Linked DNA regions of Homo sapiens: region 2 is linked to region 1. Evidence: chromatin contacts called from ENCODE Hi-C or POLR2A ChIA-PET data. All regions are on one chromosome and are shown on one strand. Each heading gives the region's core, a stretch centred on a gene start or an enhancer-like site at or near the end of the contact. The rest is flanking DNA. Distances are from core to core; before and after follow the strand shown.

Region 1 (5,573 bases), core at 331-2,830:
CCAGCTACTCGGGAGGCTGAGGCAGGAGAATCGCTTGAATGCGGGAGGCGGAGGTTGTAGTGAGCCGAGATCGCGCCATTGCACTCCAGCCTGGGCAACAAGAGCGAAACTCCGTCTCAAAAAAAAAAAAAAAAAATTTATCTTTGAACTTTTCAATTTGTATTTATTTATTTATTTATTTTTAGAGATAGGGTCTCACTCCACCGCCCATTGTAAATCAAAAATGAAATCCTAAGACCCCTCAACCATCTGCATGGACCCCACCAAGGGCATTCCAGAGTTAACCTTGTTTTAGGTTGTTTTAAGCAAAACTTGTTTAGGCCATGATGGGAAGTGGGGGTGGAACTTGACACATTTCATCCTCCTCCCTTTTAGAATTCAGGAAAAGCAGACCAGCATTTAACATGCTGGACACTTAACTTACCTGGAGGCTTCATCTGCATGATAAAACTTCAGTCTCCACAGCCTCTTATTGTAACCCAAACATTCCTTTCCATTGATAATAAATCTTTCAACCAAATGCCAATCAGAAAATTTTCAATCTACCTATAACCCGGAAACCCCCGACCCACCCACCTCCTCAGCTGTCATACCTTTATGGACCGAACCAATGTACATCTTAATCTTACATGTATTTGACTGATGACTCATGGCTCCCCTAAAATGCATAAAACCACACTGGGCCCCGACCACCTTGCGTACGCGTTCTCAGGGTCTCCAAATGGCTGTGTCACCAGCCATGGTCACTCATATTTGGCTCAGAATTAATCCCTTCAAATATTTTATAGAGTTTTGACTTTTTGTCAACCGCAGGCTGCGTCACAGCTCGCTGCAGCCCCAAACTCCTGCGCTGAAGCGATCCTTTCCCCCACAACTTCTCGAGTAGCAGGGACTTCAGGTGCGTGCCACTACACCTGGCTTTTTTTTTTTTTTTTTTTGGTACTTTTGTTGTTATGGTGGGGGCGGGGGACTTGCTATGTTGCCCAGGCTGGTCTCGCATCTCTGGGATCAAGCCATCCTCCCACTTCAGCGTCCCAGAGTGCTGGAATTACAGGCCTAAGCAACGGCACCCAGCCTATCTTTTAATTTTTAACTTCAAAGTTATCGTTAAAAATCTAATCCCCCCAAAATATGAAAAAAATACTTAATATGCACTGACCTGTAGTTTTTCTCTAATTCACTATCTTAAATATATTAATTGCAATCTCATCAACTGCGACTTGCATTTGAAATTTTCCACCTTAAACGGTATTTTTTGATAAGATGGATTTTTTAAAAAATCTACACCAGCAAACTAGAGTGAGAGACCCCTGCAAAGTAATACATGGGCCTTAAGTCACCGAGATTTTCCAGCAAATAATTTGCAGAATGCTGTTTTTCCTAGGTTAACTTGCAATCCTAACACGGAAGGAGGTTCCGTTTTTAGAAGTTTAAATGTTGTCACACGGGCGCAAGAATACATACAACAGCCATGCTTTCCAGCTCTGCGCACAACGCCAGGCAGATGGGGAGCACCGGGCGGTGCGGGAGCCCTTTCACCAGGGCAGGGTGGCTTCGGTGGCCGAGGGACCCGGGAACTGCAGCCGGAGCCGGCGCGCACCCAGCCAACTTCCTGTTTCCGCGGTAGCGCGCGGGCCTGTCACTGAAGCCCCGCCCCGGCGACCTCAGGCGGGCGGGGAAGACCGAGTCTTCCCGGAGCCGCTTCGTCCGCCCGGCGCCGGAGTCCCACGGCCGGTTTGCGGAAGCGGGTCGTCTGAAGGGGCCCGGCGGGTGGCTCCCGGGTCTCCGCGGCCTGTGATCCCCAGAGCGGACAACCGCAGCTGGGGCTCCGTGCGCAACTCGGAGTAAAGGCCGGAACCTACGCTCGGCGGCCGCGTCCCGGCCCCTAGCGCCCTCCGCGAAGTGCCTGGCAGGCTCGGCAGTCTGAGTGTCGCGTTACAGAGTCCCCTGGGCAGTCACCGCTGAAGGGCGGGGGACGCGGGAAAGGCATTTTGGGGACACAGGAGAGCTGCGAGGGCGAAGCACGGGCGAGCTGTCGTTAGGGCCCAGGAAAGGCCCGTTGCGGGGCGCACAGGCGGGCAGGGGAACTCGCGCCCCGCGCCGCGCGCCCGGCCTCCTGACGCCAGGGCCGGCTTCTGAGCACAGCCACCGCGGCGGCCGGGGGCGGCCACTGCTCCCCGCGAGCCCGCTTCCGCGCCCCAGAAGCCCCCAGAGCCCGCGTCCGAGCTCCAGGCCTTGGAGGAGCCAGGCGGGCAGCTGACAGCCCCGGAGCCGCTCCCGGGTTCCGCGCGCGGTGGCAGCCAGGCCGTGCCTCCCCGTTCCCCTCCCGCGCCGCGCTGCCCCTCCGGGACCCACCAGGCCTGGCTGCGCCTCTTTCCTCTCCTCCCCCGGAGCCTTGGAAAGTGCCCTCCAGAGATGTGCTTAGGAAGTGTGTGATGAATAAAGGAGACAATCAGGATAACTATAATATTTATTATGCACTTGCTTTTTTCTCACTGATGTTACTAATTTTAATGGTGTAGCGCGGCGCGTTCCAGTTTTCTAAGTGCTCTCACATCCGTTCAAAAAATCCTCAAAATAAGCCTGTATATTAAAAGCAGGAGCCATTATTTCATATTTCAAGAAGTAAACATGCTCAGAGTAATAATCCACATAGAGCCTTCCAACCAGTCAATTCTGGTACATTTTCACAAATCTATGAGTGTGGTTAATACACGGAGATGTGGTTTGAGGAATTATATAGGACACAGCCAGCAAAATGCCTGGTATACAATAAGTATGCGGTAAATGGTTATTATTATTAAGAATATTGTAATATCTTCAGATATGATCAGGTGAACAACTTTGACATAATCGAAACTGGGACAGCCTGATTCCATAAACACACTAATATGGCACCGTGGATTGTTTGCAGCCTCACCTCTAAAGTATTCTCTCTGACTAACAAAGAAAGGGAAACTAGAACCAGTTAAGCTTATAACACTAATCACAGGCTAAAGGAAATACAGGGGCCAAATGAACCCATTAGATTACACCACCAGGAAGTAATCTGCCAAATCCAGAATGTGGGAAATTCTACAAACCAAATGACCCAATTTCTTTTTTCAAAAATAAATGTTCAGAGGCTGAAGTGGGAGGATTGCTTAAGGCCAGAGTTCAAGGCTGTAGTGAGCTATGATCACAGCTGTGAATAGCCACTGCACTCCAGGCTGGGCAACACAGCTAGACCCCCCATGTCTTTAAAAAAAAGAGGGTGGGGGGACCTTGAGAGACACATTAGCCAAATGCAATTTGTGGACCTTGTTTGGGTCATGATTAAGACAAACAAACTTTTACATAAATAAATGGCATTTTTAAAAACATTGGCGGCCAGGCGCGGTGGTTCTTGCCTGTAATGCCAGCACTTTGGGAGGCCGAGGCGGGCAGATCAGGAGGTCAGGAGATCAAGACCATCCTGGCTAACACGGTGAAACCCCGTCTCTACTAAAAAAAAAAAAAAAAAAAAAAAAATTAGCCGGGTGTAGTGGCAGGTGCCTGTAGTCCCAGCTACTCGGGAGGTTGAGGCAGGAGAATGGTGTGAACCCGGGAGGCAGAGCTTGCAGTGAGCCCAGATCACGCCACTGCACTCCAGCCTGGGCGACAGAGTGAGACTCCATCTCAAAAAAAAAAAAAAAAATTGGGAAACTTAAACATGGACTGAATGTTAGGTGACATTAAATAACTTCAGGTAATTTTATTACGATAATACCATAGTGGCTATGATTTTTAAAGGCCTCAGAGAAACATATTAACATATTTACAGGCAAATTATATTATTTCTGGGATTTGCTTTAATAAAATTTAATAACAAATTCCTGGAGTTTTTTAGAGAACAAAGTGAGAGATAGGAGAAACAATATTGGCAAAGTGTTTAATGTTTAAGCAAGGAGATGGGTACATGGGCATTGTGCTAGGCCTAATTATGCCCCCCAAACATGCCCACATTCTAATCTTCAAACCTGTGAACAAGTTACCTGACATGGCAAAAGGGGCTTTGCAAGTATGCGATGAAGAACCTTGAGATGGGAGATGATCCTGGATTATCCCAGTGAGCCCAGTCTCATTGGGTCCTTCCGAGAACCTTTACCTGCAAATGAGAATTGGAAAGAGACGTAACACTGGAAGGAAGTTCAGAGAGATTCAACCTGACAAGGATGTGGCCGCTGGTGCTGACTCCGGAGATGGAGGAAGGGGCCACAAGCCCAGGAATGCCACAGGTGGCCTCTCAAGGTGGAAAAGGCAAGGAATGAATGATCCTGCAGATGCTCAGGTGTCCTGCCATCACCTGAGTTTTAGCCCAGTGAGCCCCGTGTGGGCTCCTGACCTACAGGACTTGTACGGTAGTAAATTTGGGTTGTTTTAGGTCACCAAAGTGGTAGTAATTTGTTACAGCAGCCATAGAAAACTAATACAAGCATTTGCTATATTTCTCTCTATGTTTTTGTAAGTTTAAGATTTTTTTCTGCTGGGTGCGGTGGCTTACGCCTGTAATCCCAGCACTTTGGGAGGCCAAGGAGGGCAGATCACAATGTCAGGAGTTCGAGATCAGCCTGGCCAATATGGTGAAACCACGGCTCTACTAAAAATACAGAAATTAGCCAGGAGCGGTGGCATGCGTCTGTATTCCCGGCTACTCGGGAGGCTGAGGCAGGAGAATCACTTGAACCCAGGAGGTGGAGGTTGCAGTGAGCCGAGATCGTGCCACTGCACTCCAGCCTGGGTGACGGAGTGAGATTCTGTCTAAAAAAAAAAAAAATTGTAATAAAATATTTATTAAGTCCATAAAACATAAACCTAAGAAATACATTTTTAAGGTAATTCATTTACACCTGAAGTGTAATCTGACCAACCATAGAATTATACCATGCATTTTAATTTCCAAAAGAATTATATGTCATAAATCCCTTTTTAAAAAGCATTGTTGAGTATGGTTAGTAAAATAATGTTAATTTTCAAAGTCACAGATATAATAAAGCATCACGGATATAATAAAGCATGGCATGACCTATTCCTGACTTTATTTATTTATTTATTTTTGAGACAGAGTCTTACTTTGTCACCCAGACTAGAGTGCAGTGGCTCATCTTGGCTCACTGCAACCTCTGCTTCCCGGGTTCAAGCCATGCTCCTGCCTCAGCTTCCTGAGTGGCCGGGATTACAGGCACCCGCCACCGCACCCAGCTAATTTTTGCATTTTTAATAGAGACAGGGTTTTGCCATGTTGGCCAGGCTGGTCTCGAACTCCTAACCTCAAGTGATCCGCCCACCTCGGCCTCCCAAAGTGCTGGGATTACAGGTCTGAGCCACCGCGCCTGGCCCCATTCCTAACTTTAGAATTAGTTTATCTATACCGATTGTTATCAAAATCTGCATATTGACATGACTTTTAAGATGCTGACATTTATAAAGGTAATTTTCCTTCTAGCATATATTAATTTCAGGAAACAGATAACACAATTAATAAAATATATAAAACAGAATCGTTAAAGAAAATAATCTTCCCAAATATGTAAAAGTAGAATAGTTTAAAAAAC
Region 2 (5,356 bases), core at 932-3,431, 360 kb after region 1:
AAAGAAGGCAAACTGCATCTTACTGTTTATTATGGCCTTTCTTTCTCTTTTTCTTTTTTTTCGAGGCAGGGTTTGCTCTGTCACCCGGGCTGGAGTGCAGTGGCGTTATCTTGGTTCACTGCAGCCTTCACCTCCTGGGCTCAAGGGATCCTGCCACCTCCTCCTCCCAAGTAATTGGGACTACCGGTGCATGTCACCACACCCAGCTAAATGCTTGTATTTTTTTAGAGATGGGATTTCTCCATGTTGCCCAGGCTAATCTTGAACTCCTGGGCTCAAGTGATCCACCTGCCTCAGCCTCCCAAAATGTTGGGATTACGGGCATAAGCCACCGTGCTTGGCCTAGTTTTGACCTCTCAGTCCCTTAATAGGGCCTCAGGATTCCTGGATGTCTCCAGATTACACTTTGATAAACTCCACATCAAATCATTTACAGATAATTCAAAAATATGCAAAATTAACAATATAATGTTTGAGATACACATGTGCTAAAAATAGAGAAAAGTAAGGGGAAAACGCATGGCATAAAAACCTCTTGAGAGGAGGGGAGATGTGGGAGGTGGATGGGGTCTCTAAGGGATGGCAGTGTGTAGGTTTCATTTTACGTCTTTCTGTCCCTTACTTCTACATATATTATACATATACATATATATTATATATATAACCTCACAATTTTCCTGACTGGGAAAGAAACCACAGACCAATTATAAAAGCATAATATTTAGAATAAAATGTAATCTTTAATGTAGATGAGGGCTGGGCGCAGTGGCTCACACCTGTAATCCCAGCACTTTGGGAGGCCAAGGTGGGTGGATCACAAGGTCAGGAGTTCAAGACCAGCCTGGCCCACGGGGTGAAACCCCGTCTTTACTAAAAATACAAAAATTAGACAAGCATGCTGGTAGGCACCTGTAATCCCAGCTACTTGGGAGGTTGAGGCAGATAATTGTTCGAACCTGGGAGTTGGAGGTGCAGTGAGCTGAGATAGCACCAATGCACTCCAGCCTGGGCGACAGAGCAAGACTCCGTCTCACAAAAAAAAAAAAAAAAAAAAAAAAAAAAGCAGGTGGGGAGATGTCTGTAGATGAGACTATTAATTGTGGGGTGAATTAGACAAATCATTTAAAGCAAATATTGGTCTGCATGGCTTTTTGCTTGAGGAAAGTGTAACAGCAAAAATAATGCCCCCACAGACCACAGACACCTCTGTTTGTTTTCTTTTCTTTTTCTTTTTCTTTTCTTTTTTTTTTTTTTTTTTTTTTTGAGACAGTTTTGCTTTTGTCGCCCAGGAGGGAGTGCAATGGCGTGATCTGGGCTCACTGCAACCTCCACCTCCAGGGTTCAAGTAATTCTCCTGCCTCAGCCTCCCGAGTAGCTGGGATTACAGGCGCCCACCACCACGCCCGGCTAATTTTTGTATTATTAGTAGAGACGGGGTTTCGCCATGTTGGCCAGGCTGGTCTCAAACTCCTGACCTCAGGCGATCCACCCACCTCGGCCTCCCACCGTGCTAGGATTACAGGCGTGAGCCCAGGCGGCCGGACAGACGCCCCTGTCTTAATCCTCAGCCGTGGCAGATGGGATTAAGTGAAGGTTACTGGGGCGGGGTTGGGGTGGGGTTTGTCCTGGATCATCTGGGTAGAGGCCGAAGTCTTCACAAGGGTCCTTATGAGAGGGAGGCAGGTGAGCATGAAGGCCAGAGGCAGAGGAGGAGGAGAGATGTGGGGTACCCACCAAGGCAGGCGCCCAAGAAGCCGGGAAAAGCGAGGGGCCGGGCCTGCCCCGCAGCCCCCACGGCGGCCCTGCGCCCTGGCTTTGACTCTGACCTCGGCAGTGGGACAGCATTGGTGTGTGGGTTTCATGCCACTGAGGTTCTGGTCGTTTGTTACAGCAGCAGTAGGAGATGGGAAAGGCGGGTTTGTTTTTCTAAAGGAGACACTCAGCTAACAGGGAGGAGTTGGTGGTGGGCGCTGGGAACCTGGTTGCAGGGCAGGGTGGTGGGGGCGGTCGATGCCACGGGTGTAGATGCCACCGCCGGCCACGCGCTCCAGGGGGCTCGCGGCCCCCGTTTCGGCTGCGCAACCACCTCCCTGGATCCCAGCCACCTGTAGGCCTTTCTGGGCAAAACCAGTTTAGACTGAGACCAGAACGCTGGAGCAGGAAGCCGCCAGCAGGTGTCTCGCTCCCCGGTCCCAGCGCCCTCAGGAAGAGCGCGGCCCCGCAGCCCCCGCCCGGCGAGGCCCCAGCGGATCCGCGGCGGGAGGGCGTCATAATTTTAACCAAGACTGGAGACATTTAGGGAGAGTAAAATTAAAACTTTCAAAAGTCAGAAAGGGATGTGAGGCTCGGAAAAAGAGGCGCGGGACGGGAGGAGAAGCCCTCTCTGATGCCAGGATCTGAGCTTTCCAAACACGTTTCCCGGCTGAGGGCTCGCTGGCGCCCCCAAGAGGCCGCTGAGAGAAAACGGCCTCAGCCTCAGCTTTGAGTGTGTGTGTGGGGGGGGGGGGTTGGGGGGGGGTTGTTGTTGTTGTTGTTGTTGTTGTTTGGTTGGGTTTTTTTGTTTGTTCGTTTGTTTTGAGATGGAGCCTCACTCTGTCGCCCAGGCTGGAGTGCAGTGGCGCGATCTCGGCTCACTGCAACCTCTACCTCCCAGGTTCAAGTGCTTCTCCTGCCTCAGCCTTCTGAGTAGCTGGGATTACAGGCGTGCACCACCATGCCTGGCTAATTTTTGTATTTTTAGTAGAGACAGGGTTTCGCCATGTTGGCCAGGCTGATCTCAAACTCCTGACCTCAGGTCATCTGCTCGTCTCGGCCTCCCAAAATGCTGGGATTACAGGTGTGCACCACCATGCCCGGCTAATTTTTGTATTTTTAGTAGAGACGGGGTTTCGCCATGTTGACCAGGCTAGTCTCAAACTCCTGACCTCAGGTCACCTGCTCCTCTTGGCCTCCCAAAGTGCTGGGATTACAGGTGTGAGCCACTGTGCCCGGCCTCAGCTTTGATTTTTAAAGTAATAAGAGGGAGCTACAACCGCTTAGAAAAGGATGATGAAGTCAACCTCACCCGAGATTCCACCTCACAAAATTTTATTTTCTTTTTCCTTCTTTTTTTTTTGACAAGGTCTTGCTCTGTCATCCAGTCTGGAGGGCAGTAGCACAATCATAGCTCACTGCAGCCTCAACCTCCTGCCCTGTTCAAGGGGTGCTCCTGCCCCAGCCTCCAAAAGTGCTGAGACTACAGGCATGAGCCACTGTGCCTGGCCACAAAATGTTTCCTGAAAGACAAATTCAAGTCAAAGACAAATGCCTGATATTTGTACCTTGGGGCAGCTTTGCTCTCTTATATTTTTAAAGTGTCACAGGAGGGAGAGCTTTTAGTTGACAGATTCCTAATCCATACATACCCCAGATCTATTCAAACAAATTCTGTATGATCCGAATTAGAGGCTACAACTGGAACCACAGGTGGGTTTGTCTGTATGGTGGGACAGGGGAATAAAGAAGGCTGGCCACGGCGAGGAGGGTTTGGGTAATTTTAGGGGTATTTACATTTTAAGTTCCCATTCATGAGGTCACTGTCATTGGTGAATTTACCATTCACAGCTTCAGCGGCTCCCAACCTCGAAGGCTCACAAGACCTAGTAACCCTGTGTAGACCCGAATCCTGAGTGCTGCAAGATCTGTATGTGGCACAAGCCACTCAGAAAGAACAGCTCCTGGCCTGTCATTTGTACTGGGGGCAGCTTTGCTCTCATATTTTTAAACCATTTTGTGGGGAAAATTCTGTTCCGGTGCTGTTTATAAACCTGGGATGTGTAGAGGTCACTGACTTCCTCCTCCCACCCAGGGGGGTCTCCTCCCACCCAGGGGTTCTGCTGCATGGCTTTGGGCTTCCCCATGGAGTCCGCTCTCAACCCTGGGGGGTTATTAAAACACAGAGGTGCTCTGGGAAGGTGCCCACTCTGCCCTCACTTCAGCCATATGATTCTGGTACTTTCCACCCAGTAGCCCCCATAAAATTGAACCAATGCTGCCTGCTTCTCCATTACCATAACTGTGTTACAGTGATGAGATGAGATTCTTTTGTCACCAGGTAACCATGGTGGCCTCCAGGGCGAGTGGGTCCCCACCACTCATCAGGGCACATCTATCCACTGAGCAACGGGGTCCTAAAATCCAGGCCCTGACGCCACACCAGACTCACCCTGAGTCCGGAACTGAAGGCAGATCAGGGACAGACGCCTCGTGGCTAATTGGACACAGTCGTAGTGTGTGCAAATGGGTCCTGCTGAAAGCATCTCTCTATCGATTAGCCACGGAGCCGCTCACAGACCTTAAACAGACACATAGGAGAATCTGAAGCTGGCATAAGAGCAGAGTGATGACGTGGGAGGGTTAGGAAGGCTCCTGAAGCCTGCCCCTCCCCCCATTGTCACAGGGCAGCCAGCACGTCCCCACTTGCTCGCCGCCGAAGAGGTCGGGAATAGCGAGAGTCACCTTCGACTTGTACAGGCTGAACCCCAAGGACTTCATCGGCTGCCTTAACGTGAAGGCCACCATGTATGAGATGTACTCCGTGTCCTACGACATCCGGTGCACGGGACTCAAGGGCCTGCTGAGGTAACACACTCCAGGGGTCACCTCCGGGGGTCTGCAGACTGCACAGGGTGTGGCACAGGCAGCAGTCCCCACCCTGTTCCTCTGGGCTCCCAGGCCGGCTAGCACTGTTAGGGGCAGTTGGAGTAATGTTGTCTGGAGGTCAACTCTTATCCCACAGGCTCATCTCACACAACAGAAAATCTCAAGCCAAAACAGATTTATTTCTTCCAAAGACCACTAACTATTCATTAGAAACAAAAGCTAAATAATAAATATAAAGAGGAACCACATTCATTTTAAGAACTAGAGCACTTAATTCTAGGTGATGATGACTAAAACCAGAGCCATGGAGGTCGTGGCCGGGTTTGTACAGAACGGTCACCTAGACCCTGGTGAATCACACGCCTTTGCATGTATCTCCTGTACTCCTGATAACTTCAGCCTTACCAGTAATGTGGCATGGGCGTGTGTCCTCTCCACATAATGCCAGGGCACCGTCATCCCAAAGACGAAGGCCAGGCTGGTTGCACAGCATCCCAGGAAACAGAACTTTTAGAAGACAGACTCCTGATCCAGCCATACCCCAGACCCATTCAAACAAATTCCATGTGATCAAAAGGAGCCTTCCTGGGTGTTCCTGCCCCATAACTGGGTGCCACCCCTGCCATTGAGCCTGGGACTGAGAGAAACACCAGCAGTCCCTGCTCTAAGGAATCAGCTGTGTGACCTTTCACAGACTCCTTAACTTCTCTGAGCC

What was found. Hi-C counts contacts between places; a loop is a spot of excess contacts on that map. ChIA-PET counts read pairs that join two places held with the same protein, here RNA polymerase II (POLR2A). Pooled maps may share reads with other maps.
Region 2: a pooled map shows a loop between it and region 1 (3-fold over the local background). The contact joins the enhancer-like site here to the promoter of MPPE1 in region 1. A Hi-C loop is called at or near these places in 4 of 50 pooled maps. POLR2A ChIA-PET finds 5 or more read pairs at or near these places in 2 of 52 experiments (activated CD8-positive, alpha-beta memory T cell and naive thymus-derived CD4-positive, alpha-beta T cell).

The regions. Positions count from the first base shown.
Region 1 is chr18:11,906,737-11,912,309 of GRCh38, forward strand. It overlaps MPPE1 (metallophosphoesterase 1), which reads right to left and starts at 1,581. Exons shown (of 11, transcript NM_023075.6): 1 at 1,465-1,581. It overlaps LOC101927511 (a long non-coding RNA gene), which reads right to left. Exons shown (of 4, transcript XR_007066296.1): 4 at 3,813-4,126. RefSeq lists a silencer at 1,974-2,373.
Region 2 is chr18:12,269,655-12,275,010 of GRCh38, forward strand. It overlaps CIDEA (cell death inducing DFFA like effector a), which reads left to right. Exons shown (of 5, transcript NM_001279.4): 4 at 4,439-4,620. Among named protein-coding and RNA genes, the nearest start is that of CIDEA, 18 kb to the left of the region's middle. RefSeq lists a silencer at 2,188-2,367. Within about 2 kb of position 2,182, at least 29 of the 41 ENCODE cell types and tissues checked have a DNase peak (open chromatin) inside an H3K27ac peak, as active enhancers do.